Linked DNA regions of Homo sapiens: all the other regions are linked to region 2. Evidence: chromatin loops called from intact Hi-C (ENCODE). Cell type or tissue: heart left ventricle. All regions are shown on one strand. Each heading gives the region's core, and the rest is flanking DNA. Links, peaks and the distances in the headings are about the cores only. Region 1 overlaps SCMH1 (Scm polycomb group protein homolog 1). Region 2 holds the start of SCMH1 (Scm polycomb group protein homolog 1). Region 3 overlaps SCMH1 (Scm polycomb group protein homolog 1). Region 4 overlaps SCMH1 (Scm polycomb group protein homolog 1). Region 5 holds the start of SLFNL1 (schlafen like 1). Region 6 overlaps SCMH1 (Scm polycomb group protein homolog 1).

Region 1 (5,267 bases), core at 292-4,291, 130 kb before region 2:
TAGGTGATACACATTAAGAACTTGCATTTTGTCTTCTTTATTCAAAGAATATGCCCCCCACCCCATCTTATCCTCACCACCATGTCACTGCTTCAATTTTCTCTCTCACCTGGAATATTATAACAGCTTGTTAACTGGCATCCCTGACTCCAGCATCTGAATCCGTCCTTTCATTGTTGCCAAAATGGTCCTTCTAAAACACAAATCTGAGCTGTAACTCTACTACTTAAAAGCCCATTTGATAGTTTTTTTTTTTTTTTGAGACAGAGTCTTGCTCTGTCACTCAGGCTGGAGTGCAGTGGCACGATCTTGGCTCACTGCAACCTCTACCTCCTGGGTTCAAGCGATTCTCCTGCCTCAGCCTCCCTAGTAGCTGTGATTACAGGTGCACGCCACCATGCCCAGCTAATTTTTGTATTTTTAGTAGAGACAGGGTTTCACCAACTTGGCCAGGCTGGTCTCGAACTCCTGACCTCAGGTGATCTGCCCGCCTCGGCCTCCCAAAGTGCTGGGATTACAAGTGTGAGCCACCACGCCCAGCCAATAGTTCTTGATTTAGTTTGGATATTTTGTCCCTGCCCAAATCTCACGTCAAACTGTAAGCCCCAGCGTTGGAGGTGGGGCCTGGTGGGAGGTGTTTGGGTCATGGGGGTGGATTCCTCAGGGTGTGGTTCTGTCCTTGAGATAGTGAGTGAGTTCTGGTTGTTGTAAAAGTGTGACACCCCCCTCCCCACACTGCCATCTGCCTGCTCCAGCTTTGCCTTCTACCATGAGTAAAAGCTCCCTGAGGCCTCCCCAGAAGCCAAGCTATGCAGCACCGTGTTTATACAGCCTGCAGAACTCTAAGCCAATTAAACCTTTTTTCTTTATAAATTACCCAGTCTTAGGTATTTCTTTATGGCAATGCAAGAACAGCCTAATACAGTTCTCGATGCTCATAAGGTAAAAATCCAGATCCTTAAGATGGTCTATGAGGGAAGCATTCTGCGCCTTCCTCTGCTGTGCCTTATCTCTTTCTGCTCCTCTACTTACACCCTACAATCTAGCCATTTTCTTTTTTCCTTTTTCTTTTTTTGAGATGGAGTCTCACTCTGTCACCCAGGCTGGAGTGCAGTGGCGCAATCTCAGCTCACTGCAACCTCTGCCTCCCAGGTTCAAGCGATTCTCCTGCCTCAGCCTCCCGAGTAGCAGGGACTGCAGACGTCAGCCACCACACCTGGCTAATTTTTGTATTTTTAGTAGAGACGGGGTTTCACCATATTGGTCAGGCTGGTCGCTAACTCTTCACCTTGTGATCCACCCGCCTCTGCCTCCCAAAGTGCTGGGATTATAGGCGTGAGCCACCACGCCCGGCCTTAACTATTTTTTAATTCCTTGACCATACTTTTTTTTTTTTTTAACTTCTGGCCCTACACTAATCTGTTTCCACTGCTAGAGAGAATTTTTTCTCTACCTTCCCATTCTTAAGGTTTCAGCTTAGACATCACTTCATTTGGAAGCCTTCGTTTGGAAGTCTTGTCCTTTATTCATCCATTTACCCAATAGCTATAGAGCAGCCCATGTTAGACATGCTAGGCTCAAGGGAGGTTATAGAGATCTCCAACCTCCAGTCCCCTCAATCTAGGTTGGGGTCCCTCTGTACTTTATTCCTCCAAAGTCGTACTTTATTGGTCTATATGTTCACAAAACTGTAAACACTAACGGCAGAATCTCCATCAACTGAGCCAATGACTAGTACTTAATCATGACTTGATAGTTAGAATTTGAATAAATGGATGGATGAGGAAGATCAGTCTATCAGGTGACCTCATGTTGAGACCTACAAGTTAGCCTTAAGTTGTATTATTCTTGCCTCTATCCTAGTTTTTCTCTCTGTAGTCTAGGATTACATTTTTTTTTCTTTCTTGAGACAGAGTCTTGCTCTGTCACCAGGCTGGAGTGCAGTGGCATGATCTTGGCTCACTGCAACCTCTGCCTCCTGGGTTCAAGCGATTCTCCTGCCTCAGCCTCCCGAGTAGCTGGGACTACAGGTGGGCACCACCACACCCAGCTAATTTTTGTATTTTCAGTAGAGACGGGGTTTCACCATGTTGGCCAGGATGGTCTCGATCTCTTGACCTTGTGATCTGCCTGCCTCGGCCTCCCAAAGTGCTGGGATTACAGGCGTGAGCCACTGCGCCTAGCCTAGGATTACAATTTAATTAACTCTTTCTGCCCTAGAATCCCAAAGTGATTGTGGCATAATTTCGTATGTGGTTTTAAAACAAAAAGAGAACATTCTTTAAGTATGGAAAGCACTTTCCAAATAAAAAAAGGAAAAGATATTCTGAAAGTTTTGTTTCTAAGCATCAAATTATTACCCTCCAGACCAGTGTAAGAATCCTGTACGTGAGCCACGATGTTGAGTCCGATTTTGAAATTTTTGCTTTGTACAAAGAAACCTGTCGCAGGTAGAAAGGGTAGACTGAGAGGGTAAAGGAGGCCTGGTTGACCATGTACTCTAACAGGTATGCTAAAGTGCAGCACCTCTACTAGATTCCCATATTTGGATTAGCATGTAGACAGCAGACAGATCCAGTTTAACAACATATGAAGTCACAAGAGACGAATGTACTAATCCAGAATAGCAATATATTAATTTATAATAAAAATATAAAGTAGCTTGGGTCTCATGTTGTCTCGCTGCTATCAATCCACATAGGGAGCTAAGGTATAATCTGAAACTGGCTTTCCCAGCCTGAAATCAGAGCAAGGGGAAGTCAAGTGGATTATCATGATGGCTAAAGGTATGATTAGCATCATAGTCATGCCATATGTACTGAATTCTTCATTTTGCTTTTTACATTTAAAAACTAAAGCATGTATCTGTTTCAGTTTTATTTTAAGTCACAAAAAATAAGCTAAAAGTAAAAAGCTTCTGCCTTTTATAACCAAGTACTCTGGATTAGTTGGACGCTTGGTAGTTACTACCCATCAGAGTTGGCTTGGCCACAGGAGTTTAGCAACTAAAAGGGATACTACTTGGCTTAGAAAAGGAGAAAAAGAGAGGCAGCAGACAGCTGGCACACAGGAATTACTTCAAAAAGGCAGAGATAGGTGATAGGTGAGCTGATGAACCTAAAATCATGTAGGAGACAGAGGCACAGGAGTCACCTGCTACCTATTCCCAAGATCATTAAACTAGATAGTATTACAGAGGTAAAAGTGCCCACTAGGGATCATGTAGTTCAGCCTCTCACATGTAAGAATGACTTGCTCAATGACGTAACCAAGTTTGTGGCCTGGCTGGGACTAGAACCCAGTTCAGTGCTCTGATACTACACCATACTTTTTCTTTCCTATTTTTTATCAGGATTTGGAAGCCAAAATCCAGGGTCTCAAATGAAGCTTTGAAGAAGGGCCAAAGGAGAATGGGAAGAGTATCAGGGAGACAAGTGTGAAAACAATATGCCTCAGTGATATATTGGTCCTGACAGGTGGCTCTACTAAAAGATCTCCATGGTTTCACTCTCTAGACTCAGATATCAACAGAGCCAAGTCATTTAATTATCTGAGCTTCAGTTTTCTCATAAATAAAATGTATCTGAAAATAATTATACCTTGTTCAGAGTTACCAGAAGATAAAATGAAAATCTGTGTGTAAAGGAACATTAAATAAATATTGGTTTTTCCTATTTGCCATGAGCAGGAAACATTATCTTACTCTGAATTTTTAACATTTGCATACTAATGACCAGAAGGTAGGAAAGAAGGAGGAAATAGTATGATTAGAAAGAGAACAGGCTTACACACAGAGAACAACTTGTTTTGTGAAATGAATTGAGTAACCACATTTTTTCCACATTGCATCACTTGCTCCTTAGCCAGGACATGGAGACTGCTGGCCAAACTTCTGCTGTTATAGAAAGCGCTTTTGTAGGACTTACTGAGGGTGTAAAGTGTGGGAGGAGACAGTTGTTAGAGGGAACAACCTAACTGCTGGAATGATGACTGAAGCACCTGGTCTGGAAATGTCACCTGGAAGGTCTCTCTCTACCTTCTGAGCCTGGTCCTCTGACCATCTTCTGTTGAAAATCTAAGGACTCCAGAGACACAGAAGAGAGGAAAACAGTCAGCAAACTTCTCTGGAAGCATCAGCCACAGAGTGAGTCATATTTCTTATCAGCAAGGTTTGCAGCCAAAAAGGAATGCATATCCAGCAACCTGGACACAAAGACCGTCAGCTCTGTTGGCTCTGGAGAACTGCCTAACTGCTCTAGATTTATCAGTCAAAAGAACAGTGAATTCCCTAGGCATGAAAATGAGAAAATCAACCTATTAACTGAATAAAGCCCAGAGCACCAAGGCTTATCCTGTTTTAGCCTCAAGTAACAAAAATGACTCTGCTATCAGTTCCAAGGTACCTCGCTTCTTGCTGCTTCCACAGAGCTATTACCTCACAGTGCTTCCTCACAATGCATTTACCATACTGACCCCAGGGTACTTGTTTCTTGCATCACAGAGAGGAGTGGCACTTTCCTGAGCCAAGAAGTGTGTTTCCCTTTCATTCTGCCCGAGGATCTCTCCACCTCAGTGCAACTATCCTAATCCAAGCAACCTCATTTCTTCCTTGTCCACAATTACCACTGTACAACTCATTCTCCACAGACCAGCTCAAGTAATTTTTTTTAGATAATAGCTTTATTGACATAAGTTACATACCACAAATTCACCCTACATTTGTGTTTTCTAAGATATTCAGAGTTGTGCAAACATCATCCCTAATTTTAAAACATTTTCATTATCCTCAAAAGAAACCCCAATAGCAGTCATTTCCCATTTTCCCTCCCCTAGTCACTGGCAACCACGAATCTACTTCTGTCTATGTGTATTTGCCAATTCTGGACATTTCATATAAATGTAATCATCAATGATTATCTTTTGTGACTGGCTTTTCATTTAGCATAATGTTATTAAGATGCATCTATACTGTAGCATGTATTAGTACTTTATTCCTTTTTTATTGCCAATTAGTATTTTGTCCTCTAGCTATACCACATTTTATTTATCCATTTATCAGATGATGAACATTTGGGTTGTTTTATCTTTTTGGCTACTATAAATAATGCTGCCATGAATGTTCATTATGTGTTTTTGTGTGAACATATGTTTCTATTCTTTTGGGTATATATCTATGAGTGGACTTACTGGGTCACATGGTAACTCTTTAACATTTTGAGTAACATCCAAACTGTTTTCTAAAGTGGTTGCAGCATTTTCCAATCTCA
Region 2 (5,267 bases), core at 883-4,882:
ATCAACTCCAAACTGCATCACAGTTTCGGATCTTTAATACCAATGCCCCAGCCCATCTCTCTAGCCATATTTCCTACTATTAGCTTTTACAAATACAATACTCAAACCTGTGGTAGCTATTTTTAACAAAGATACCATACCCTATGCTTTCCCTATTTTATATATCTACCTAAATTATTTACTCTATTGAAATTTGTTCATGGCCCAAGTAAAATTCATTTTGAAATGAAGCCCAACCTTGTTTCCAAATGCTTAGAAATGACAGCTCCCTCCTCTGAACTGCTTTACCACTTTGCTACTACCTCCCTTAGAGTACTCACTATGTTCTATTTTATAACTTAGGTAAGCATGTAAAAGGTTCATTTCAGCTAGCAGAGCATAAGCCCCTTAAATGAAGGAAGAAAGGAACTAATATTTACTTTGTATCTATGAATCACCAATCGCTTGTGATTTTATGTGGTATGTGTGTATATATTTTTTCATGTAATATTTGTGATATCCTATGAAGTATAAATTTTTTACAGATAAGGACACTGAAGCTCACAGAGGCTAAATAATTTGTTTACAGTCATAAAGCTAGTAAGTGACAGAGTCTAGATCTGAATTTTGGTGTTTCTAACTCCAAAGCCTAGGCTCTTTCCACTATACTCTGTCTAGAAAACCATGGGTATATCCTCACTGCTTTATCTGATTGTTCCCTACCCACCCACTAATGATCATCAGAGGAAAAAACCTCCACTGCCCTTTGTCATTAAGTATTAGCAGAAAGGATTCAATATGAGGTATGTGCCCTCCCACTTTCCAAGACTAAGAACAGACTCTTCAGAGCAAACAGAATGATTAATATGAGTCCTGAATAAAGATAGAGATCAGAACTCTGCTTCCAGGAAGGAAAAGTAAAAAAACTATTACCTTCTCACTCTTGTGTTTAAAAACCCCTCCTCCTTCAAGGTTTGCACCATCTGGCTATATAACTCTCTACCCCACCTCCTCATCTGTCATCTACCACCCTCCTGATTAATCCCCTATCTTTACTGCACCTGGGTCACATCTTTCTCTCTTCCCCACATCCCATCATCCTCAATCACTTCACTCTCTACACAGATGACTCATTCAATACACTAGCCTCCAAATTCCTTGTCATACTCAGCTTTACTGACCTTCGCCTCTGCTGTATTTTAGCTACCCATACACAGAGACCTCGCTGTCACCTAGAACAGTCCCAATATCAGACAACTTAACTCCGATATTCCACTTTCTGACCACACCTCTTTTTTTTCTCAGCTTACTTCCACTATATTTGCTCACTGATCTAACTCAAGAAATTGAAAATCTTCAAGTCCAGAATTGAACTCATCATCGTTTCCTGTCTCAGTTAAAATTACCAACATATCCTCCTTAGTCATCCAAGGCAAAAACCTGAGCATCACACGGGACTCCTCACCCTCTCACCTGCACATACAATCAATCATTAAAGCCTTATACATTTTCTCAGATTCATTTCTTTCTCTTCATCCCTATGACCACATTTTAAAAATGTTACTTCAACCATGTCTGATAGACACCTTCCAGTGATTAAATAAAAATAAAAAAAAAACACCTACTGAATTGATTTTAGGATACTTATGCATACAAGGTCCACCACGACATGGCCTCTGACTGTATTTCCAGCCTTACAACTCATCACTTATTGTTATATTCCTAGCAGTCCCAAACTGTTTGTGGTTCTCTACGCAAGCCATTCCTTTTCTCACATTGATGCCTTTGCTCAAGCTGTTTTCTCTGTTTGAAGGACGCTTTCTGCTCATGTTTGCCTCACTTACTCCTACCTACCATTTAAGATTTGGGTCAGATATCATCTCTTCCCAAAGCCTTCCTTTAACTCCTAGGCTAGTCTAAGTGCCCTCACCTTTGGGCAACCTTTACTCTCACCTTGTATATCTCAGCTATGCGTAGTTCTCATCTTTTATTCTGAGATAATCTATTTAAGCATCTAATTTACCAGCTCCACAAGATTGGAAATCTTTGTAAACCCAGCTGAGCACAGTACATAGCATAGTGCTTGACCCATAGTAGGTACATAAGTGTACAGTGAAGGTTAGAACATACCAATTTTCTTTTCTTTTTTAAAAGATGGGGTCTCATTCTGTCACTTGCTATGGCGTGATCATGGCTCACTGAAGCCTCAAACTCCTTGACTCAAACGGTCCTCCTGCCTCAGCCTCCTGAGTAGCTGAGACTACAGACATACACCATCATGCCCAGCTATATTTTTATTTTTATTTTTTGTAGAGACAGGGTCTTGCTACGTAGCCCAGGCTGGTCCAGAACTCCTGGCCTCAAAGAGTTGCCTGCCTCAGCTTCCCAAAGTGCTGGGATTATAGGCATGAGCCCCTGCATCCAGCCCTAAGTTTAAATTTTCAGTGGGATATTCACATCAATTCTTTCTCATAGTTAAGTATCCTCTACCTTTCACTCCAAGTCCTTTGCAAGGAAGGAATCAGGGCCTTTCCTCTGGATCTGTATAGTTCCATTGAGAATGGTGCTATGCAAATGTTTACCCAACTTACATAAAAGGGAACAACATTTGCACAAACATACCTAAAATCAAAACTTGACATATGTGCTACAAAGTTCAAAACTATTGACCAATTTAAAAAATGAAGGCTTAAGAACAAAAATAAAGAACCAATTCTGACTGCTGGTATGTGCTTGTCTAAGTTGTAAAAACACTGAAACTTTGCTTAGTACTTAAACAGGATCCCAGATGTAAGAGCCTGGCCTTTTATCTACAAGGCCATCTCATCTCTACTGGGCTTAAAACATTACTAACCTGCAGAGTTGCTTAGGCAAGAGTTTAGGAGGTTGGTAAGTAAGCAACAAAAAGTGTTCTCTTTCATAGTAATTTTGGGCCTCCTGCTGGCAGTTAGAACTAGAGCAAAGAGTTCAATGTAATAAAGCATTTCCCTCTGCAACCAAATATTAAAATTGCAGTTTGGCACTAAACTAGGTCTCAATCCTTTTCAGAGTTTAAAAAAAAAAAAAGAGCTATTCTATTTGCCTGGCACATTACACTTCAACAAAACATTTTGATGTACATTAGTTAGCAACATTTGATAAAGTGTTTATAGACATTTTTTAAAAGGAAGGAAACCCCCAAATTTCCACAAAATAAGATGTCTTTTAGTTTGTTTGAACAAACACTACTAAATGTTTTCTTTTTTTTTTTTTTTTAAGTTCAAAATACAGTACAGAAATGAGGAAGGGAATCTAGAGTACTTTTGATTTAAGCAGGTCAATCCTTGGGGCTGTTTCTTAGAGAAACTTACTACGTTTTGTCTCCAGGATCACTTTTAAGAAACTCTCCTTTAAGGGGATGGGGGAAACTAAAGCTCATCCAGAGGACAGTTTAGAGAACCACAGCAGATGAGAGACAACTGAAGAAAGTGGAAGTGAAGACTCAGGGGACATGATTACTATCTTCAGATATCTTAACAGCTTCCCATAAGGGAAAAGAACTAGGAAGGATGGGAGCCAGCTGTTTCTTTCAACTTATAACCAAATGTGTCCAGGAACAGAATGGGTTTCCTTTAAAGAGATTCGCTTCGGATCACTGGAAGAGGTTCCAAACGGGCTCGTCAAATTATCGGGGGGATTTGGGGATTTTCAAAGTCACTTTGGCATGGGATGGGAGAAAGCGCCCCTAGATGACTTTTAAATTCTCTTCCAGTCAGGAGATATTCCGGGGTTCACCCATCGGCTGGATACCACTTTCGATGCTCTCGGGCTGGCACACAACTGTGCCCACGTGTCTGGCCCCCAGGGCCGCTGTGGCTCACTTCGGTGCGGGGCCGCTCTCCCTGCCCGTTTCCGGCGGGGCACTGGGGCAGGCGGCACACGTGAGTCGGCCAGCCGGGGCCCAGCCCCCAGGACGCTGCTGACAGCTCCGGGCCCTAGGCGCCCCAGCTCTCGGTGGGGGCCACGCCGCCCCGTCGACCTCTGTCTCTGCCTTCCCCGAACCGGGACCCGGCCAGCCAGAATCACAGGCATTCCCACCTCTGGCGCCGGAGGGGACCGACTGACCCGCGCAGACGGGGTCGCGCCGCCGCCCGGCCCTCGGCCCCCAGCCAGCCTGCCCCGGCCCACCCGGCCCCGCCGGCCAGACACGGCGACCTATACGGACCGCCCCCACGCCGACCCTCCAAAGGGCCCCCGGCCTTGGGTTTCCCGTGCCGGGGCCCCCGGGCAGTCCTGGCGGCGTCAGGGCCGCGACCGGACCGTGGGCCCCGCCCGCCCGACCGCAGATGCAGAGCCGGCCTCCGGGCTCGGGGCCGGGCTGACACGGCCGAGAAAGGGCCCAGCCCCGCGCGGACCACAGACTGGCAGGCCGGCCAGACAGACGGACAGGCTGACCCCGGCCCGGGGGAGCAGGCGCAGCGGCTGCGCAGGTCCCGCCACCGCCTTCTGGCCCCAGGCGGCCCCTCAGGGCACGAGCTCTTAGGCGGGCGGAGGCGGCCGCGAGGCGCTTACCTGAGGGCGCGGCGGGGGCGCGGGGCGGCTCACTCTCTTCCCGCCGCCATGTTTCCGCTGCGCAGGGAGGGAGCGGAGACGCGGGAAGGGGGCGGGCGGGCGGCTCGGGAGAGCGGCGGGCGGGCGGCGGGGGGCTCCACCGAGCTGGCGGTGGCGGCTGAGGCGGGGGGCGGGGCGGGGGCTCCCCCGGCCCCTCCCCCGCGCCTCCCGCTGCGAGGTGGCGCGCGCCTCGGCCGTTGGGCTCGCGCGGGGGGCGGGGCGGCGCGCTGGAGGAGGGAGGGCGCGCGGGAACCCGGCCCGGCCGTACCCCGCCGGCCTGCCGACCCGGGTCCGGGGGCCCAGTTGGCGCCCGGACCAGCTCTCCGGTCTGCGTCCTGTAGATGGGAAAACTGAGGCCTGAGAGGGCGCGAGGGCGGGGACGAGGCCGAGGACTCGGGTTCGAATCTCGAGGACGCCAGTAGCCCGCTCTGAGGCCGCGTGGGGCTGGTGGAGGAGCCACCGGTCGGGCCCCCAAGACCGGCTGACGTGGGCCTCGCCTCGGGCGACTCCCGCCGGGCTAGTGGCTGGCCGTGTGGTGACCTTGGGCGAGTTACTTCGCACAGCCACCCAGGGGCCTCTTCTCCAACACGATAGCACTGCACCCGGAGGGTAGGTGAGAGATGAGTTGGTGCTTGGATGCCCTAGGGAGTGTCAGCGTCCTCGGTCCTCCCTGTGGTGATCCCTTCAACGAGTACGCA
Region 3 (5,267 bases), core at 839-4,838, 86 kb before region 2:
AAATAATGGTCTAAAGATGGCTTAGGGTGTTATTTATGTTCATTCCTAAAGTGATCCAAAATGCCAAAGCAAGATATACTAGTACTTCAAAGAAGTGACCAGGAAGCTAATGGAAAACAGAATAGAAGAGGCAGAAAGTGGGTGGGGAGATTCCTTTTGAACAATCTGACTCTTGGAAAGGTCCCTCACCGCTGTCAAGTGGCAGCTTTTAACACCCAATATGGTTGGATTCCAGCATCTCAGCTCAGGAAGAATGAAGAAAAGGCTGTCTAGAGACAAGGGGCGAGATGATTTGAGGGGAGGGGAAGCCAGATGAGTGAGATTATAGTTGAATCCTCACTCTAAAAACTGGCTCTCTCTCACCTACCCCCGCTGCACCCCCATCCTAGCCACCGCTGTGTTGCTCTGGGGTGCAAAGTGACAAAGAACTGTTAATTTAGAGCAAAGTAGGACCTGGGAAGCATGTCTGATGATAGTAAATAAGAACAAGCTGGGGAGTCTGTAGAATCTTTTAGCCTCTTGAACTGGCCTTACAGCCTCTAAAAGTTTGAAGAACACTGTCCTAGATAAACAATCTTCAAGGTGACACTGTGCTGGGGGAAGGGAAAACATCTTAAGGCAGGAACATTTGATACAGACCTCATTGGATCACTAAAGATTATCAAGTTCTTTATTTAAAGGTTAAACCAATTACCAGTCTCCCCCTAATACCCACCTAGAGGTGACCCCATGATGGAGCAGGGAAGGTCCCAGAGAATCTCACAAGCTAAAACACTGTAGCAAACCAGCATTTCTTGAAGTTTCCTCTGTAGTGGAGCAGCACAGAGCCCCTTTGGGCCATGCAAAAAGCACTAGATGCTGGGAATAAAAATGAGTCACTGAATGAAGAAATCTAAATCACTCCAAAGATGATGCCAAGACTTTACACTCTATTTATTTTATAGCTTCTGTTTTATAACTGGTTCCTTTCCCACTACCCTTAACTAAGCCAAATAGATTTGGCCAGAAATCACAGTCAGTTCTGAACTATTTCATGAACTAGCTGATGATTAATCAACATGACTAGACAGTTAGTCCATAGGGCAAATGAGATGACTATTTTCTGAAGTCAAGGTTTAAAGGCGTTATCAGAATTTAATGAAGAGTTTGCTTCTAGTTGACAGGGCCCTAAAGCAAGGACTGAATACATTTCATCATTGTTTGCTGTTAGAAAAATAAAACATTACAATTTATTATTCCATCCTTACAAATGAAAGATTAAATCAAATAGTAAGTTTTGGATTTCCCTGGATTGAGAATCTTCAACTCTGGCATCTAGAGCAGCACTGTCCAATAAAACTTTCTGTGCTGACTAAAATGTTCTGTATCTGTGCTAGCCAATAAGGTAGCCACTAGCCACATAACTATTGGATACTTGAAATGTGGGTACGTAAGAAACTAAATTTTTTAAATTTTAATTAACTTAAATTTAAATCCCCACACATAGCTAATAGTTACTGTATTAGGAAGCACAGATCAAGAGTTTTGGTCAGTCCTGGGTAACTGCTTATATTAGCTTAAGTTCTGACTAAAAGCACCAAAGAGACTTTGGTCTTAAGAATAATGGCAGCATCAGGGGTACCACAACAATTAGGGTATTAATTACAGTTCTCCATTATACATATCAACCATGGTAATCAATCCCTATTCTGTAATGTACACAGGCTAGAAACCTCAGCCCTTTTACCACTTAGGAAACACTCTATCACTAACTGGATGAAAAGGAACCTCTGTTTAAAGTAGTTCACCCACTGTGATGGCTGACTGGCTTGAACCATACCTAGATGGTATTTTCCTTTTATTTGACTTCTTGGGCTACCTAAGGCTTAGTTCCTTATTATCAGGTGAATTGCAAAATAAGATAATTTTTATGACTTAGTAAGAATGTTTGGACACCTATTGTAATGCCCATGATGAAGCCAGACATAATATTCTGCCATATCTCCAAGCACTAAAGTAACCACAAAAGAAATAGGACAGGCACCAAGGTATAGATCCAGAGTTAGCAAGTCTTCTGTTAAGGACAATATAATAAAAATTTTATGCTTTCTAGGCCATACAGTCTATGTCATAGCTACTCAGCTCCACCACTCCAGTGTGAAAGCAGCCACAGACAGTATGTGTGCCTAAATTAGCATGGCTGTTCCACTCAAACTTTATTTACACAAACAGGCAGAGGGCTGGATTTGACCTCCCAATAGTAGTTTGCCAGACCTCTGGTATAAATCATTGACTCTCAAGTGATACTTATAGTCTCATTTCTTTAAACAAAGTTCTGGGCCTCACCTTCAGAAGTTCTTATTCAGTAGGCTCCAAGTGTGGCCTGAGAATATGTATTTTCCAAGGCTCCCTAGGTAATTTGGATTAACATCTGTGACTAAGAACTACTACTGGTGTAGTTTAAATAATGTAATATTGGGAGTCTGAAGATGTTGGTAAAAGTCTTGTTTCTACAGCTAACTATCTTGGGTAAATTACTTAATCCTTCCAAGCCTAAGTTTACTCATGTGAAAGATGAAGACAATATCTGTCTTACAAGATTGTATATAGATTCTTCATTCAATAAATATTTAAACTTCTCCAAGTACAAAGAACTGTGTTAAATGTTAGGGGAACAAGGTAAGACATGATTTCTCAATTCATGGAGCTTTCAGTCTAGAGATAAACAGAGACATTAATAAACATAACACAAATAATCTGTTATGATAATGATAAAGTTTACGAGGTAGTACAGGTTGTCTTGAGATTGCAGAACATGAAAATCTCATTCATCCTTGGGCTCAGAGATTATTACGAAGATTAATATTATTAACTAACATAGGTATAATGTTTTATAATTTAAACATATATAATGTGAGTGTTTTCAATTATTCCAACATTATAATTCAAAATATTCAAACAGTATAATTTGAATGTTTTCAATTATTCATTCAACAGATACTTATTAACTATCCTCTATGTGCCAGGCAATATGACAGGGGTCCCTGCCCTCATTTACATGCTGGTATATGATGAGACACAACTAACACATAAACAATAAATAAACAAGGCAGTAAGTGAAAAGAACTTGAAGGGAATAAAATGAGGTGATGTGATAGAGACTGGGAGCTATCTTAGTAAAGTCATGGACAGATACTCTTCAGAGGAAATGTCTAAGCTAAGACTTTACAGATGAGAAAAAGCCATCTCATTTAGTAAATAATGCTTATAAAAGTGTTTTTATAAACTCTGATGCATACCACGTGATAGTTACATTTATTATTAAAAAAGAAAAAAAGGTACCTGCCCTGAAGAGACTTAAAAATGGCATTAAAGTACCTTGGCCCATAAAATATGGGCATAAGAGGTCACCTAGTTAAATGCATGAATCACCTTCTCTAATATTCATTCATTCAGCAAATATTTACTAAATACCTAGTATATGTTAAGCCTGGTTCTAGGCACTGGTGATATATAGCAAAATACAATACAGCCAAAGTTTGCCCACATGGAGCTTACAACAAACAAACAAACAATGTTTTGCTCCACATGGAGCAAAAACAAACAAACAAACAAACAAACAATATTTTGCTCCACATGGAGCAAAAACAAACAAACAAACAAACAAACAAATACGTCAGCTGGTCCAGAGGGTAACAGAGACACCAGATTAATTATACAATTCCTGGCTATTTTGAAATTTAAAAAAATAAAAGTAAGAGGTAAAGAAGGTGTGCTATTTTAGCCAGGGCAGTCAAAAAAGACATCTTGATAAGGTGATACAAAAGTTGACATTTGGGCCGGGCGCAGTAGTTCACTCCTGTAATCCCAGCACTTTGGGAGGCTGAGGCGGGCAGATCACCTGAGGTCAGGAGTTCAAGACCAGCCTGGCCAACATGATGAAACCTCGTCTCTACTAAAAGAAATACAAAAATTAGCTGGGCGTGGTGGCAGGCACCTATAATCCCAGCTACTTGGGAGGCTAAGGCAGGAGAACTGCTTGAACCCGGGAGGTGGAGGTTGCAATGAGCTAAGATCGCACCACTGCACTCTAGCCTAGGTGACAGAGTAAGACTCCGTCTCAAAAAAAAAAAAAAAAAAAAAAAGCTGAGATTTGAATGGTCCTTCCAGCCTCTGCTGAAATACTTCCAGTCATGGGACACTCATTATTTAGCTATTTAGCTATTACTCAACAGTACAAATGGACAGACCGCTCTTTATAGTCAGCCAACATCTGCCTTCTAACCTCTACTGGTCCTAGATATATCTAATCTCTATGTCCCAAATCCCTCAACTGCTCCTAATTTGACAGGCTGGCTACTCATGTCTGGCTACTGTTCTGGCCACATTCCTTTACAAGAACTCTACTTTGTTCAACCTAAATGTGAACCCAAATTCTTAAAAACAATTAAGCATAATCAACATCTTTAGATCAGAAATTCCACTCCACTATTACCGTATAAATAGTGTTCCATGTACCAAAATTTAAATAACAATATATTTGTTAAACGCCACTGATGGTAATTTAAGTGTCTTTATTTTATTTTTTTTGAGACGGGGTCTTGCTTTGAGTCAGTGTCAGGCTGGAGTACAGTGGTGTGAACACAGCTAATTGCAGCCTTGACCTCCCGGGCTCAAGCGATCCTCTCATCTCAGCCTCCCTAGTAGCTGGGACTACAGGTGTGTGCCACCATTCCTAGCTAATTTTTGTATTTTTTGTAGAGACAGGGCTATGCCAAATTGCCCAGGCTGTTCTCGAACTCCTGAGCTCAAGTGATCTAACTGCCTCGGCCTCCCAAAGTGCTGGGATTACAGGCATGAGACACAGATTTGGGATTTGTCCTAAGGGTGGGATTAGTGGACAAAGAGCATGCATAGTTTAGATTTTGATACAACATATATATTGCTGAAATATCCTCTAGAAAGAACATACTGATTTTTCTTCTTAGAGGCAGGGTTTCCCTATGGTGCCCAGGCTAGTTGCAAACTCCTAGGCTTGTCATCTTCCTGCCTCGGACTCCCAAAGTGCTGGGATTACAAGTATAAGCCAACTTTTTTTTTTTTTTTTTTTTTGAGACAAAGCCTCACTCAGATACCCAGGATGGAGTGTGGTGGCACAATCATATCTCACTGTAACCCCGATCTGGACTCAAGCAACCCTCCCCGCTCAGTCTCCAGAGTAGCCGGGACTACAGGTGTGCACCACTATGCTTGGCTAATTTTTTTCTTTGTAGTAGAGACAAGGTCTC
Region 4 (5,267 bases), core at 737-4,736, 140 kb before region 2:
TGACTTTGAAGTCAGAAACCCATGGAATTAGGTTCAAGTCCTTGCAAATAACCTCTTTAAGTTATGGGTTATTATGAAGTTTAGCTGAGATAAAGTTTGAGAATGTGGATATGAGTACTGTGTCTGACATGACCTAGGGACTCCATAAATCTTAGTTTCTTATTCTTCCCCTCAACCTTTCTGAGCCCGTTTCCTTATGTAAAATATGGGCAAATACTATAAATCCCACTGGAGGTTTGTGAAGTTTACTCAGATAATGTATCAAAGTGTCTTTAGGACCTTGTATGGGCTTGCTAAATGTTAACTTTCTTTCTTCTTAAGATGATGCTCAGTAAACATGCTCTAAACAACATTAGAAAAGGTGATTAGTTTAATCTAGTACTAAACAGGAGAAAAACAAAAGTTTAAACATATTTTTATGGTCTAGCCTGGTGACCTACACTCTTTTCCATGGAAAGCTCAAAATAAGACTGTGTCTATAGGTATACTCTGATTATTGATTATATATAAATGAGTGAATTCAGCTCTAAGGTAGGCTTCTATGTTTTTATACAGCAAATACTGTATTTCCCTATTGATTTGAGTGAAGAAAAGTTATCACAAGATAAAAAAGAGCAAGTATCTGATGAAAACTTTTACTAAGGAGAATACTAAGTTTATCAAAACCCGGGTATGGTGATAAAAGAGAATTGTAAAAGCACTTTCCACTTAGCCTGGGCAACATAGTGAGATCTCGTCTCTAACAACAACAAAAAAAGGTACTTTCCCAGTCTTATAAATTACCATTTCTACCCCCTAGGCAGCAAAAAAAATTAACTACCAGAAAATCCCCTCATCTAGCATGGCCATTATGTCTTTAAGTTTGGTTCAACTTGCGCTGAGACTAGACAAGGAGTAACGTAAAGCATCTACCATGACCATTACAGAATACAAAAATATAAAAACACAATCCCTTATCTTTAACATGTGAGGTCATAGGATAGCCTTTTCTTTTCTTTTTCTTTTTTTTTTTTTTTTGAGACGGAGTCTCACTCTATTGCCCATGCTGGAGTGCAGTGGCACGATCTCGGCTCACTGCAACCTCTGCCTCCTGGGTTCAAGTTATTCTTCTGCTTCAGCCTCCCAAGTAGCTGGGACTACAGGCACCTGCCACCACGCCCAGCTCATTTTTGTATTTTTAGTACAGACAGGGTTTCACCATATTGGTCAGGCTGGTCTCGAACTCCTGACCCCGTGATCCGCCTGCCTTGGCCTCCCAAAGTGCTGGGATTACAAGCGTGACCCACTGCACCCAGCCAGTATAGTCCTTTTTAAAGGGAAATCAGAATGCCTCTCCATTTCACACTAATGAGGCTGTCCCTGCAGTCTAGAGTTTATTCTAGGCATAGCATTGTAAACTTAAATGGATCAAGAAAAGAAAACTCTAAAGTCAAAGCTGAACCTGGGGTTGGGGAGGCGGGGAGAAAAAAAAAAAGAAGAGAGCTCAAGATGATGAGGGGCTTAGAAACTATACAATCTCAAAAATAGCGGGGAAAAAAAGACCTAGGGAAACAAGAGTATGTGAAAAGGTTTTGGATGAAAGAAAAACCAAATTAGAGCCAATGGATAGATACTGGGGAAAGCATATTTCAGCTTACAGTAAAAAACAGTATTTTTAGACATTTGTGCTATCACAAATTAAAAGTGCTCCTTTGGGAGGTTATAATCTCTGCCTGTGGGAGCATTTAAGTAACAGCAAATAAGCATTTATAGGGATGGTTTCAAGATGAGTCTTAAGTTAGGTGGGAGGTTGAATTTGATTTCCTCTAGCCCCAGCACTCTAAGACTCTATGACTTTTTACTTTCCTCACATCTCACATTTAATAGTAGGGCAAATAACTGATTCTTAACCAATGTAACTTTTAGATGGGAGAGAAATGGTAAAGAGTAACTCTGAAGTCTGTATTTATTGATAAGATGTAAAGCTCATTCTGGTGGATATACACATTTTTTCAAAATTTTTAATTTTCATTTGAAACCTTAAATTTATAATTCACAGAAAATGCTTATAGGTTGCCTTCCTTGAAGTGATCAGATCATTTCATTTTGGAGAAAATGTCTGCTAAATATCCAAGTCCGCTGTTTTTTTCAAGCAAAGATAATATTCCATGAAAAAAGTAGCTAGTTGAGCTTACAACTCAAACAATTGCACAAATGCTTTTTCCTGAGTCAACTATCATACTTGGATATTTTAAAAATGGAGACACTGGACTCACAGAAGTTAAAAGACTTGCCAAAGGCCACATAGCTAAAGCTAGGAGTTGAACCTAGATCTTTTGGTCTCCAAAGTCTATATTCTTTCCACTATGTTACTCTGAAACCAATGAATAAAACACTAGTGTATACCTGAATAAAAGAGAGAAGATAAAGAACTAAACATGCCTAGTTATAATAATGAAGGACACTAGGCCTCTGCTGCCTTCTAGGTTTCTCTAAATAATCCTTAGGAGTCTTAACTGCCCAAAAGAATTTATCATCAGATTTCTCGTCTCTATAGCAACAACAGAGCATAGGGAATTGGGAATAAATTAATAAAATGTAAAATAGGCTATTGTGCATGCACACGCATGTGTGTGTGTGTGTGTCTACATGGCATAGGAGAGCATGAACAATGGAAAAGAAAAAAAGAGCTGGGGAAAATCCATTTGGTTTATCAGTTTCCTGGAATGGAATCTTATTTTTCATTCACAGTAGTGTATCATTGGCCTTGGTATAGTAATTTAGAGGATATGTTTTTTATTAGCTTTGCTCAACTTGGCTGGGTTCAGCTATGTGCTGCCAGCTGGGCTGATGCCAAGGCTGAAACTCCAGTCTTCTAAATTCCAGTTCACTTAAACAGCATGGGTTGCCTCCTGCTCTGATCCAGCTCAGTTAACACTTTTGGTACTCCATATCCAGCTCCTTTTTTCTCTCCTGACTCATTCCTACAACATGGATAGAGGACCTCTGCAACTACAAAGACATGTCACATTTTCCTGGGGACTTCAGGCTGATAAATCTGCAGAGAGTGGGGGAAAACAGATAACTAAAATCATGCATGATAGGACCACAAACTTCAAAAGCCTCATATTACTGAAACTAAAAGGTGCAACTGACCTTAGTTTTCTAGGGCAGTAGGTAAGATGATTCAGGAGCAGTTTCGGCAAGTGGAGGGCTATATTTTCTTAGAAGATGGTCTGCTAATGGCTAGTCAAGCTTAGGCCACTCAGAAAGGTGGCATGAAAGCACATGGTGAGAAAGCACCTGCTAGTCAGCCACACAGTCAAAAACATTCCAGCTTTCCTTAGCACAAGACAATAAATTTTAACAGCTTACAACCACAATCCTGCCTTCTTGCCATATCACCCTCAGAACCTCCTCTTTTTTCTTTGCTTGGTTTGAGTTTGCCAGGTTTTTCTCATCTTCTTAACATATATGAATGTTTATGTTTTGTTTTTTTTCTATTAAGTCATTATTGAGATTCAGAAATTCTCATTTATAACTGTAATAGTTCCTCAAAAATAATCTAGGGAATCAAGGGAAGAAAATTTTTTTTTTTTTCTTTAAGACAGAGTCTCACTCTGTCACCCAGGTTGGAGTGCAGTGGCATGATCTCGGCTCACTGAAACCTCCACCTCCCAGGTTCAAGCGATTCTTCTGTCTCAGTCTCTTAAGTTGCTACGATTACAGGCATGAGCCGCCACTCCTGGCTAATTTTTTTTTATTTTTTTATTTTCAGTAGAGATGGAGTTTCACCATGTTGGCCAGGCTGGTCTCAAACTCCTGACCTCCAGTGATCCATTCGCCTTGGCCTCCCAAAGTGCTGGGATTATAGGCATGAGCCACTGCGCCCGGCCCAAGGGAAGAAATTTAGTAACACAATTTATCACTGGTTTTCAGTAAGATTTTCCTGAAAATCACCAACACTTATTTAAAATTGGGGATTTTGTAAATTGATATGTATTGATGCTGGCACAGTGGGTGTTACAATAAAAGCTTGCCAAAAAAACCCTATATGGGTTCTATGTATTCCCAAGAAAACAGTAAATGTGGTCAAATTTATGAACTGCATAAATCACATCTCACTATTTCAAACAGCTTGAGAGATGCCAATTGTTTCATTATACATGTCGAAAACTGCTACCATTCTCAGGCATCTGGAGTTTGTGAGGGCAAGAGAGAGAGCGAATGGGCAGAGTCAAGGGGCAGCTTAAGGATTCTGGAAGAGAGATATGGAATGGGAGTTTTTTTTTCTGGTCCCTTGGGCAGACCTAATTACAATCAGTGGGAGAACCCAGATTCTCTGCTTCATAATCTACTCCACCCATCTCACTTCCCCATTTTCCTATTTCTATTTGTGTACCACAAGCATATAACCAAGAAAAAATCAGTTATGAGAGTACTGGTTCACTGCAGAAGCCTCATCTCATATTTATTTTTCCTGACCAAAATAGAGCACTTTCCTGGCTCTGCGTGCAGTTCCCTTTTCTTGGGAGGCCTGGGGATCTTGATTCAGATGCAACTAACGCACAGTGGGCATCTACTACGTGCTACATGGTGCTATGCATTTGCCACCAATTTTCTCATTTCAATCATTCAATCAACTGGGGAGGCAGACACTTGTCTATAACCTCCAGTGAACCTAGCACTGCTAACATGAGCCTGTAACTGTGGATAGATAGGTGAATAAAGGACGGATTTACCAGATGTGATGAGATCACAAGGCCAAAGCTGAAATAAGGACAGAGACTATATGCATACGTGTGTTTATGGAAGGAGGAAATGGTATATAAATAGGGGCAAGGTCTGGACACAATATATCTGAGAGGGTTAAAGGGAAAATAGTACCTGAGTGGCTATTCTCATTAAAGGCACCAAAAAGTTAGCTTTGATTTGCAATCTTTCAACACAAATAAATGATAAATGTTTGTGGTGACAGATATCCCAATGACCCTGATTTGATCATTAAGCATTGTATGTATGTATCAAAATATCACAGGTACCCCATCAAAATGTACAATTATTACATATCAATAAACAAAAAAGAATTTGCTTCACTTATTAACCAACATGCTCATATCTTTTCTGACAGTGAACTACTGAACTAGTGGCTAGTGAACACACCTTCTCAGGAGACAAGAGGGGTATATTAGCTGCCAAACCTGTAGAGACCACACCCTCCTGGTTGTTGTGGCTTATTAGGAAAAAAAGCTGGGTGGAAGGGCAGGGGGTGGTCCAGGTGTAGAGGT
Region 5 (5,267 bases), core at 538-4,537, 220 kb before region 2:
GGGCCTCCTGGAGAGGAGGCCTTAACCCAGGACTCTGAGGACTGGCTGGTGGCCCCATTGCAGCTTCTCTGCCTGCTCTAAAACCCCATGTGAGGCCATCGGGGGCTCTGAAACTAGGCAGCGCTGGGGCAGAGGCTTTTAGAGCAGAGGATCTCACGCTTTTTGGCACACTGATGAAAGCTATGGCCTCTCAGAAAAATGGCCTTTGCATATAAACATAACTTAAGGTGGCTCCTAGACCCTAAGAACTAGTCTAGACTGAGTCCTCCATTTTTGGTCCAGAGAGCAGAGGTCAACAGGGCAGAACGAGGGTTAGAGTTGGGGCCCTAGTGCCCCCGCCCCAAGTCCAGGGAGCCTCTGTCCTGAGCTGTGCACATATGTGCACACACCAGCCCCTCTACTGCTCCCCACACACCCAGCCTGCATCTTCTCAAATGGAATCCTTGAGGCAGTTGGCCTGGGGGCATTCAGGTCAAACAGGAAGAGGAGGAGAGGAGAGGCCTATGACCTTCATGTCCTGGTGGCTCCCGCGGGAGCATGGGAGGTGCCTGCCCTGAGCTCCCATAGCCTCCCGACCCCTGGCCGGTAGCTCTCAGGGAACTTGGAGGCTTGGCACAGGGACGGCCAGAACCAGGGTTATAGGAAGTGGGCGGGGCCTGCACAGCTACCTCTGTGATCTCATGAGGTTCAACAATGCCTTCTTGGCCAGCCACAGGCAGGCTGGGTGCGGGAAATCAAACAGGAAAACTCAGCTCCCTGTGGGTCCCACCACACACTGGAAGCAGACCCAGCGGCCCACCCACCATGCAGCTTGGCTGTGGGACACACTTCCCCACTTAGTGATGTCTCTTCAGGCCCCAGTTCCCATGCAGGTCACCTCTTGCCACCTCTTTCAGCGCTGCTGCCTAAAGCCTCCACCTCCCTCTTTAGTCAGTCACCAATCCCAGGCTCTACTGAGTACTGACAGGGCCCAGCTGCTCCCAAGATGGAGCAGGAGGCACATGGTAGGCTCCAGGGCTCCCCCTGACGCCAGGCCCTTCTCTGTGCTGGAGACAGAGGCTGCTGTCCAGAAGAGCCCTGAAAAATAGGTCAGGCGTAGCTATCTATCTCTTTGGGAAGATGAGGTTGTTACCTGCTGTTGGAGAAACCAAGACGTGGGTGACACACAGTCTTTATCAGCACAGGACTGACCAGTGCTCATCATTCTGCAGAAGGCTGGCAGCGCTTGCCCACACTGCTTCTGGAAGCCCCAATTGGGGGCAGTAAGGATGGTGCCACAGTTAGATGCTTCAACTAAGAAAGCTGTTTGACAGCGTAGAGAAGCTGCCTTCCTTGAAAGCAGCCTTTCTGAAGATGTTACCAAATGTTTGTTTCCTAGGGGGTGAGGCAGTAGTTTGGGTAGAGCACTCAAGAAAAGAGGCTATGGTGTGCGGGGAAGAGAGGGGCGCAGGCCTCAACTGGTGGCAGTGCGAGGCTCTGGGGAGAGTGCATTCGGTGCCCTCTCCTTGCCCGCCCGGGCAGCAGCCAGGTTGGGCTCGGCTTTGTGTCCACAGCTCTTAGGGTTAGAGAATGACGGCTCCAAGCTCCCCCTGCCTCACCCCCTCTCCCTCAAGCCTTTCTTGCCTCTGTCATCCATGAGGTGCCCTCACAGCAACTGAGGCTATAGCTGTTTTGAGATGGCCAACTCAAGTCGTGTTGAACTGTGCAGAAATAGCTGTCCGGGAGAAGCACCTTGACAGACGAAACACCTGAACATGACCAGAGGCGTTCTCCCTACTTACCTAGAGGCCTTGCTATTGGGTGGCTGTTCTGCATGAAATTTCCCAAATTGACTTGAGTGCAGCAACTTTCCCCACTCTTCCTGGCAGTCTCTTTAAGCCACTGCATCACATATTTCTCTGGCGCCTTTAACAGCCTTCTGTGAGCTGAATCAGTTCTACTTCTTTTTGGAGATGGGGGTAAAAATTGTCTTTCATGGTAAGCACTAAACACATTTATGAACCATCTTTTAAATACATAAATATAAGATAACAAGGTTATTTACGGTGTCTCTGGCTCTCTAGTATTAGGTAATAGTATTAGAAAGTATAGGTGCTCTGCAGGCAGCTTGGAGTGGTGGGTTCCCAGTGGGGGGATAAGCAGCCCCGTTAACCCTCTTGCTGGATGTCTGTGACCTCACTGACAAACCTCATCTTGAACTGAAGGAAAAAACCCTAGAATTTAAGCCTCTTTATGAATGTGAGGTGGGGCCCAAAGATGAGGGGCAGAGAGCTGAGCCGCTGTGGATGGCCTCTTTTCATGTTATCTGGACAGTGTCCACTGGGTGGCCCACATGGCCACAATCCCTGAACCCACAGCAGGCATGCCATCCCCTCTTCCCCACAGCTCCCACTTCACAATCTGCTGTTTGCCCAGGAAGGCCAGTCAAGGGGCAGAGGGATAGGGAAGAGGAATGAGCCCAGCCAGGTGCAGGAGAGAACAAGGATGATCAAGAAGAGCGAACTCTGGGGAGCAGAGTTACAAACATAGCTTTCCAGGTCCTGGGACCCACATCACTCCAGCCTCCCTTGGTCTCAAGCCCTCCCCTAGCGTGCTGCCTCCAGCCTGTAGATCCCCACCTGGCTCTGACAGGGCCCAGCCCCAGTTACTGCAGAGTATCTCTGACTTGAGTGGCTCCAGCCTAGTGTCTGTGCCCTGGGTACTGTGGGCTGCCAGCCTCTGTGAGCACCTGCAGTGGCTTTGGCACTGTAGGCACAGAGCCGCAGTTCTGATGCTTGGCTGTGACTGCCTCTGGGCTGAAGGCTGGAAGCTGTGGCTCTGCCCTGACGGAATGTGGTGGCAAGACCATGTCCAGTGACTCAGGGTACTTAGGTAAAGAGGCTGCAAAAAGCTGAGGGCTGCTGAGGGGAGAAGTGTTGGGACCCTCTTCTCAAGGTTTCCCACACTTTTTGTTTTGGTGGTAAAGAAGGAGGGATGATTCACCTTCAGGCTCTTGCCAACGAGGGAGTGTGGCACCAGTGTGAGGGCCGGAACAGTGTCCATTTGGCCCACCATTGCTACACCTCAGGGATCAATCTTAAGGAGTCCCATAAGACCCCCACAAAGAGTGTCTGGACAATGCAGTCCACGGCCAGCAGGCAGGGTGGAGCCACGGCTGGGGAGGGCGGAGTGTTCCAGAAAAATGCCCCACACTCCCATGGATTCGGCCTTAGGTGGGGCCTAGATCTCTGTTACCTCCCAAAGTGTTTGGTGTTTCCCTCCTGAGCTCAGCACAAAGTCAGTGTCATCTCCCTGTCCCCCCATTGAGGGTGAGCACATGAAGCTGATGCCATGAGACCTCTGGCACCTGTGCCTTTCCACCTGGTGGGCTACTGGACTGCTGGGGTTCACGGAGTGGCCTCTCCAACACTGCAGCATGTGTGCACTGGGTCTGAGGCCCGTTCGAGTGCTTTTAATGATTCTGGGTCACTATTAGAAGGCTTTTGGCTTTTGAAACAATTTCCAAAGTTGAGGGGTTTTTTTCTTTCTTAAACAACATTTAATTTTGACCCCAGAGGTTATGGCAGCGTGAATCATCCTCTCCTTTCCTGCAGAACTTGACATTTGGTTACCTTTCTAGTTCTTTTTGTCTGGAAACCAGATAAAAGTATGTTAGCTGTTTCAGTGCAACATTACTTATGGTAAGCATGATTCCTAATTGTAAATTATCAGCACTTGGAGTTTTCTGTGTGAACTATAAACACTTGTTAAAAAGCCATAAGGTTGGGCGTCCTATGTGGAATGACTCAATTGGGTATGTGGCTTATGGGGTCCCTGAAAGCTATGCCTATTGAGTTGTTCAAAGAGATATGAGCTCCTTTGGGGAATGATGCCTCTAAGCCACAGTGAACCAACCCCCTTCTCCCTGATGTGTCTCATTCCCTTGTACCTGAGCTGTCACCTGGGCAACCAAGGAGAATAACTCCTGATGACCAGAGGCTCTGTGAGGACTGCCCTCCTCCCCTGAAGAGGGCTGCTTCCCGCTGCCCTGCAGCCAGGCCATTTCTGTTTGACAGTCTTCAAAGTTAATGACATGCCCAGTGTAGCCTGCAGGGGTCTGGAGTCTGAATGGTAGCTGGATCTGAGACAAAGGCCCACGGGAGAGAGTTGCAGGCAGCAGGACATGTACCCCTTAACAGCTATGGAATTAACCTCTCTAAGCACCTGTAAGATAGGGAAACAGTAGTTATACTATAGGACTGTTGTGAGGTTTCAGTGGGATAGTGTAGAAAAACAACTCAGCACAATGAGTTCTCACAACAATGCTCAGTAGGAAGTTACATACTCTTGGCGAAGAGGGTAAGGTGGGGTGGGTGCCCAGCTTTGCAGCATGTCTGGCCTGCCTACATATGCCAGTGTCACCTTTAGTCCCTGTGTCTTGAGGGTCACATCTAGAAGTTTGTTGTTAGGGTTCAGCAAGGTGCTCATTGGGAATACCCTGAATGAACAGCACAGTCTACAAGATCCCAGTGTTGGCCGGGTGCGGTGGCTCAGGCCTGTAATCCCAGCACTTTGCGAGGCCAAGGCAGGCGGATCACTTGAGGTCAGGAGTTCGAGACCAGCCTGGCCAAGATGGTGAAACTCTACTAAAACTACAAAAAATTAGCCAGGCATGGTGGCGTGTGCCTGTAGTCGCAGCTACTTGGGAGGCTGAGGCATGAGAATCACTTGAACTCGGGAGGCGGAGGTTGCAGGGAGCCGAGATCGTGCCACTGCACTCCAGCCTGGGCGACAGAGACACTGTCAAAAAAAAAAAAAAAACCCCAGTGTCAAGGAGTTGGTAGAAAATGAGGGCCTCAACTTGTTTGGCAGCCTTGACCCTGACTGTTTCACAGTGACCATGGTTAGAACCTCACAGTGGCCAAGTAGAAAATATATTCTAAGTAAGTTATGATATTGGAACTTGTCACTGGTGAAAGCTTGAAGGGCCTTCACAAGTCTCCTCATGCAAATACCCCATAGCCAGATGGGCCCAAAGAAAGGAAATGACCCACCCAAAGCTTCCTGGCACATAGGTGGGCTGGCTAGAACCTCAGCCTTGCAGTCAAATGTCTGCTTTGGCACTTCCTGCCTGTGTGACCTGAGCTTAAGTTTCCTTATCCATAAAATGGGTTTGTTGTGAAGAGTAAGTGAGATAGTTCTAATTCATGTAAGCAGCTCATGTGGCACACAGTGATATAAGTGTTGGTGGTGGTTATTATCAGGTTATACTGCACTGACCTGCTGCT
Region 6 (5,267 bases), core at 412-4,411, 200 kb before region 2:
ATAGTTCTGAAGAAGAGACTCTGCTCTGACATTGCCTCCCCCAGGAATCCTCCCTTGACTTCTTCTTTTACCATACTCCTTGCTCATCATGCTTTGCTGGGCCAGAGTACCTCTGTGCTCTGCTTTCACCACATACATGTTCACATATCTCTACCTGTCTCAGCTCTTTGAGCACAGGGATGGAGTCTGTCTCACCTCTGTCTCCCTAGAGTCTAGTATAGAATCGGGCACAGAGTAAGTATTTGTAAATATTTGATGACCTAAAGTAAAACAACTGGCCTGGATTATTCAAAATGCCAATGTCACGTCGTGAAAGATAGAAAAAAAAAGGTGGATAACTGTTCTAGATAAAGGAAACTAAAGAGACAGGAGAATTAAATGCAGTGGATGATCCTTTATTGAATCCCGGATTAGGAAACAACAGCTATAAAGGACATTAGTGTGACAACTAGGGGAAATTCTAATATGAACTACATAATAGCTAATAGTATATTAATTAATTTATTATTATTATTTTTCAGACGGAGTCTCACTCTGTTGCTCAGGCTGGAGTGCAGTGGCACAATCTTGGCTCACTGCAACCTCTGCCTCCTGGGTTCAAGCAATTCTCCTGCCTCAGCCTCCCGAGTAGCTGGAATTATAGGTGCACACCACCATGCCCAGCTAATTTTTGTATTTTTGGTACAGATAGGATTTCACCATGTTGGCCCAGCTGGTCTTGAACTCCTGACCTCAAGTGATCTGCCCACCTTGGCATCACACAGTGCCGGGATTACAGGCATGAGCCACCGCACCTGGCCTAGTAGTATTTTATTAATGTTAAATTTCATTAGTTTTTTTTTTTTTTGAGACAGAGTCTCGCTCTGTCGCCCAGGCTGGAGTGCAGTGGCGCAATCGCTGCTCACTGCAAGCTCCGCCTCCCGAGTTCACGCCATTCTCCTGCCTCAGCCTCCTGAGTAGCTGGGACTACAGGTGCCTGCCACCACGCCCGGCTAATTTTTTTTTTTTTTTTTGTATTTTTAGTAGAGATGGGGTTTCACCATGTTAGCCAGGATAGTCTTGATCTCCTGATCTCACGATCCACCCGCCTCAGGCTCTCAAAGTGCTGGGATTACAGGTGTGAGCCACCGCGCCTGGCCTCATTAGTTTTTATTTATGTTAAATTTCTTAATCATAATAATACTATTATGTTCCTTATTCTTAGGAGATAAACACAAAAGTATTTAAGGATAAAATCTCTCATCTGCAGTTAACTCTCAAATGGTTCAGTAAATAAATGAAAAACATTTTAAATATACAGGTATTCAACAAGTATGTATATTTATATGTGTATATATAGTTAGGAGAAACAGACGAAGTAAATACTGCAAAAAGTGGTAAAGATAGGCAAAGAGTTCATGGTTGCTTATTGTTCTATTTTTGTAACTTTTCTGTAGGTTTGAAATTTTTAAAATAAAACATTGGAGAAAAAAGTAGTAGTCTCAACTTAGGTAGGAAAGCTTAATGGGATATGAAATCTCCCTGAGCTTTGGGTGACTACCTGCTATATCGGAAGTGCATGGTCAGTTGGGCCAGGACTCTAAGTGGTAGGGTAGTGTGGAGACAAGGATATAGGAAAGGGGGAGGGCCAGTAAGCACCCAGATAACAGAGGTGGTACCTATGTATGTCTAGCAGAAGCGTGTAGCCAGGCAGAAGGGCAGGAGTCATAAATACCAGATCCAAAGGGCAAAGCAAAAGACAGCTCTTGTACAGATCGAGCTCTTTGGCAGAGGTTTAGGTAAGTAATCAGAAAAACACAGGAAATGATAATATCAGAGGTGGGGCAAAGGGTCAGTAAGGCAGGCAAGCAGGCAGGAAGGCAGGCAGGCAAGCAGGCAGAAAGGATACACTAAGAAGCACAGAGGAATTAGAAGTTTAGGCAAGGCTCTGGCTTGTCTGGGCATAGTTAAAGGCTAATTTCAGGGAAGCAAATAGAAACTAGAGTGAGAGCAGACAAGTTGCTGAGCACCCACGATGAGAAACAGCTTAAGAGCAGAGGAGGACACAAAAAGTGGGCTCAATCTGTCTGAAAATGGGGAAGGGAGAGGTAGCAGCTAATGGCAGAATGTGATACCTTGGTCTTTGTTTCTCTTAGTTGGTGAGGCAAGAAGAGTCTGGCTAAAGTTTGCTTCCTCTTATCTAGTGGCTGAATCAGAGAGATGTAAATTGGGGCAGAATTCCCAGGAAAGGTCATGCCCCGGTCCCAAACCACTTTTGGGACTGCAGGCCCATGAGGTACATCCTTACCAGTCTCTGAATGCTGCTACCAGTATGTTTCTCTCACTTCTTAATGATGGCATTCCATTTAAGAATTCGGAGTTCCTATTTCTTTGAGAAATCTCTTTTTAAACTAGCAGCTACATTCATGGATGTGCTAACCCCCATTCATGCATCCATTCTTTCAGAATCCCAGGTAGGCCTAACTTTCACGTCTGAAATGTAGATCAGAGTTCCTGAATGCCTAACTGGAGGTATTTAAAACTTGCCTTTGTCTGGACCAGCTCTACCATGCCCAGTCCAGACTCCCAGTGCAACATTCTAACTGCAAGTCAGAATGCCTTTTTCTTTTCTCAGAGACTCTGGTACTGAAAGAAAGCAATCTAGCATGGGTTAGGTGAGGAGAAGTTCCCTCCATAGAAAAGGATCAGCCAGGGGATCATAGAAATGGCTGCAGGGATCAGATGGTCTGGCCCCCACAGAGTATTTAAAATTCAGGTATCTTTTTGACCTGCTTGCAAGTCACATAAGCAATACGGATTTGGGTACAGAAGTATCTATGAGGGAAAGGGGGAAGGAGAATGGGGGAACAGTCACTTCCCTGGGCACATTCTCTAGAAGCAGTGCTTTTATCGGAGGTGATTCTGTTAAGACTATGATGAAAAGACACCAGGGAAGGCAGTGTGGGAACAAGACTTGTTTGTGTAGAGGAAGGTCGGAAAAGACACCTTTCAGACCTGTGCCCTCCCATCAACAGACAGCACAGCACTCACACTGGCAGCACCCCTCCCTATTTCTCTGCTCAGGACACAATCTGCAGGGCTTTTTTAAGGGCCTTTCCTCCCTCTCAGTAATGACCTACCTTGCTATGTTTAAGGCTGAGCTTTTCTTCCCTCCCTTGTTCTGTGTCCTGGGTTCCAGATGAGAGACGCAGAGTTCCATTGAATCTTTAATCTCTCTCGGAAGTACTTAGTCACTGATTTGGCCACGTGGCATCTGCTTTCCCATTGTGGGTCTGGTATGTTAACTAAGAAAGTTATTTTCCAGCCGAGTTAGAAATAGCAGGAACTTGAATTGACTTGCTAGACTGGCAGTGCTGGAAGTTAGGGCCATGTGCCAAAGGAAAGAATAGATGGCCAATCACCAGGGAGCAAATTTCTCAATCTGTAGCCTGAGACTAAACCTTCCTGCTGGCAAGGGAGATGTGTGTTAGGCCTTTGCTGCCAGGTTCACACTGGGAGACGTTCTGTGACTTCTTGGTGGCTCCACATGCAGTCTGAAACTCAGAAGGGGAATTGCGAACCACCTTTTATCTAGGGATAAGGATCTAGAAGAAATAGGGGTGATCCTAGAGACAGAAAACAAAATCCTGAAGAAAAAGTAAAGATGAGAGGAGGCTGAGAAGTCTCAGATATGGCAAAGGTAAGGGACAGAAAAGCAGACCTCTAGATAGTAGGTGCCAGGCCAGTAGTTCTGAAGGCTGACCCTGGGCCCCTGCAGGTGCTGCTGCTAGCCCTGTCCCCCACTCTCAGCCCAGGCCCCATCCCAGCTCCTACCTGGTAGGTACCTGTCGTGGCTGTGGCTGTACTCTATGGCAGTGAGTGACAAGTGAGTCTGTGTAAAGGGCTGGTTGCCAAACAGATTGTCACTACGAAGGTTGTGGCAGAGTTTCTCCAGGAAGCGGAGGACGTAGGTGATGCTGTTGACTGCTGGGAGGTTGAGGGTATGCTGTTCCCGGTCAAACACGGCTGTGGAGTGAGTAAACAGGGCCAAGCATGTCAGCCTGGCAGTGGAGTACAGCGCTAGGCAGGACGAGTCCAGCCCACTGCTTGTCTCAGGCTTACCTGGTTACACAAAGGGAATCAGTGCCCCACGTTTCCTCCCTCCCTCCCTTTAACTCCCTCCCTCGAGGGCTTTGATTTTTGCCTCCAACTGTAAAGGGCTTGCAAATATGGGAGTGGCCAGGCCAGGTCTGTTGCACCCTGGGCTCTGGAATGATTTTATTCAACTTGTGAAAACAACTGTGAACATAATTCTCTCTGCTCCATCACTTGGTTGGACCTCCCCCAGGAAATCTGCTCATTTAGGGTGCTATTTTCACAAGAACTGCCCAAGAACAGAGAAGCTTGGCAGAAGAGTAGAATATAGCCATAGCCAGCAATGGTATGGGTACACAATTTCTGATCTACATAAGGGCACTAGAATTTTGGCAACATTTGGAACTGTTTCATGCTTGGTGTTAGTTTACTTCCTATCATCTTTTTCTATAAAAATGTATCAGTATAAACCTTAAAAAGCAAAGACCTGTGTATTTGTCTCTGAGGGCAGCAAGGACATGGGGATTTGGGGAGATAGGTCATTCTCAAGAACCAGTTTTGAGGCAGGAGAAGAACCCCAGAGAGGGTATAGGAGAGCAGCTAAAGAGAGGCAGTAAAGAAGGCCAGGTTCCTACAGACCATTACACAGAAACAAAGAAGAGACCAGGGAGTAGGCTGGGCCTCAGAAGGGACATAAGGCTTAATTTCCCAGGCACTTCCCAGTCTTTTTTTTTTTTTTTTTTTTTTGAGACGGAGTCTTGCTCTGTCACCCAGGCTGGGGTGCAATGGCACGATCTCAGCTCACTGCAACCTCCGCCTCCCAGGTTCAAGCAATTCTCTTGCCTCAGCCTCCCGAGTATCTGGGACTACAGGCGTGCACCACCATGCCTGGCTAATGTTTTGTATTTTTTTTTAGTAGAGACAGGGTTTTGCCATGTTGGCCAGGCTGGTCTTCAACTCCTGACCTCAGGTGATCCGCCCACCTCAGCCTCCCAAAGTGCTGGGATTACAGGTGTGAGCCACCGCACCTGGCCAATTCCTAGTCTTCTATAAAAATTCCCTGCCTGTCTGCTCCATCCTCCTCACAGCCAAGTACTCCCTAGTCTGGGTTCCCACACCACTCTGTATACATTTCCCTATTACAGCACTTCTCACAGTTAGCTATGTATATTCTTTCTTTTTCACTGGTATGG

Evidence for each region. A loop is a pair of places that touch in the nucleus more often than their neighbours do. Peaks named below come from ENCODE experiments on the same cell type or tissue, not always from the same donor. Only the 100,000 strongest peaks of a DNase experiment are listed, where the experiment ranks them.
Region 1: it touches region 2 in a loop (4-fold over the local background); 19 of 110 quality-filtered maps call a loop at or near these places.
Region 3: a loop joins it to region 2, with 2.2 times the contacts of the local background. A loop is called at or near these places in 17 of 110 quality-filtered maps.
Region 4: a loop joins it to region 2, with 2.3 times the contacts of the local background. A loop is called at or near these places in 19 of 110 quality-filtered maps.
Region 5: it touches region 2 in a loop (2.4-fold over the local background); 16 of 110 quality-filtered maps call a loop at or near these places.
Region 6: it touches region 2 in a loop (3-fold over the local background); 17 of 110 quality-filtered maps call a loop at or near these places.

The regions. Positions count from the first base shown.
Region 1 is chr1:41,105,633-41,110,899 of GRCh38, forward strand. The region is part of intron 8 of SCMH1 (Scm polycomb group protein homolog 1); the gene reads right to left. Among named protein-coding and RNA genes, the nearest start is that of SLFNL1, 87 kb to the left of the region's middle. In heart left ventricle, for the core only: no CTCF peak of the experiment used is centred there; no DNase peak of the experiment used is centred there; H3K27ac peaks cover 1,872 bases.
Region 2 is chr1:41,237,529-41,242,795 of GRCh38, forward strand. SCMH1 (Scm polycomb group protein homolog 1) reads right to left here and starts at 4,778. Exons shown (of 16, transcript NM_001394311.1): 1 at 4,531-4,778. SCMH1-DT (SCMH1 divergent transcript) reads left to right here and starts at 4,830. Exons shown (of 3, transcript NR_186015.1): 1 at 4,830-5,178. RefSeq lists an enhancer at 3,339-3,518 and silencers at 3,839-3,998, 4,099-4,648, 4,689-5,088. In heart left ventricle, for the core only: a CTCF peak has its summit at 2,916 (motif pointing left); DNase peaks (open chromatin) are centred at 3,923, 4,383 and 4,853; H3K4me3 peaks cover 1,908 bases; H3K27ac peaks cover 1,653 bases.
Region 3 is chr1:41,151,884-41,157,150 of GRCh38, forward strand. All of the region lies in intron 4 of SCMH1 (Scm polycomb group protein homolog 1), which reads right to left. Among named protein-coding and RNA genes, the nearest start is that of SCMH1, 88 kb to the right of the region's middle. RefSeq lists a silencer at 4,756-4,945. In heart left ventricle, for the core only: no CTCF peak of the experiment used is centred there; no DNase peak of the experiment used is centred there.
Region 4 is chr1:41,099,567-41,104,833 of GRCh38, forward strand. The region is part of intron 8 of SCMH1 (Scm polycomb group protein homolog 1); the gene reads right to left. Among named protein-coding and RNA genes, the nearest start is that of SLFNL1, 80 kb to the left of the region's middle. In heart left ventricle, for the core only: no CTCF peak of the experiment used is centred there; a DNase peak (open chromatin) is centred at 2,825; H3K27ac peaks cover 2,596 bases.
Region 5 is chr1:41,021,115-41,026,381 of GRCh38, forward strand. It overlaps SLFNL1 (schlafen like 1), which reads right to left and starts at 611. Exons shown (of 6, transcript NM_144990.4): 1 at 509-611. The region is part of intron 1 of SLFNL1-AS1 (SLFNL1 antisense RNA 1); the gene reads left to right. In heart left ventricle, for the core only: a CTCF peak has its summit at 2,337 (motif pointing right); no DNase peak of the experiment used is centred there; H3K27ac peaks cover 380 bases.
Region 6 is chr1:41,042,594-41,047,860 of GRCh38, forward strand. It overlaps SCMH1 (Scm polycomb group protein homolog 1), which reads right to left. Exons shown (of 16, transcript NM_001394311.1): 12 at 3,814-4,005. SLFNL1-AS1 (SLFNL1 antisense RNA 1) reads left to right here. Exons shown (of 4, transcript NR_037868.1): 4 at 522-1,297. Among named protein-coding and RNA genes, the nearest start is that of SLFNL1, 24 kb to the left of the region's middle. In heart left ventricle, for the core only: no CTCF peak of the experiment used is centred there; no DNase peak of the experiment used is centred there; H3K27ac peaks cover 1,403 bases.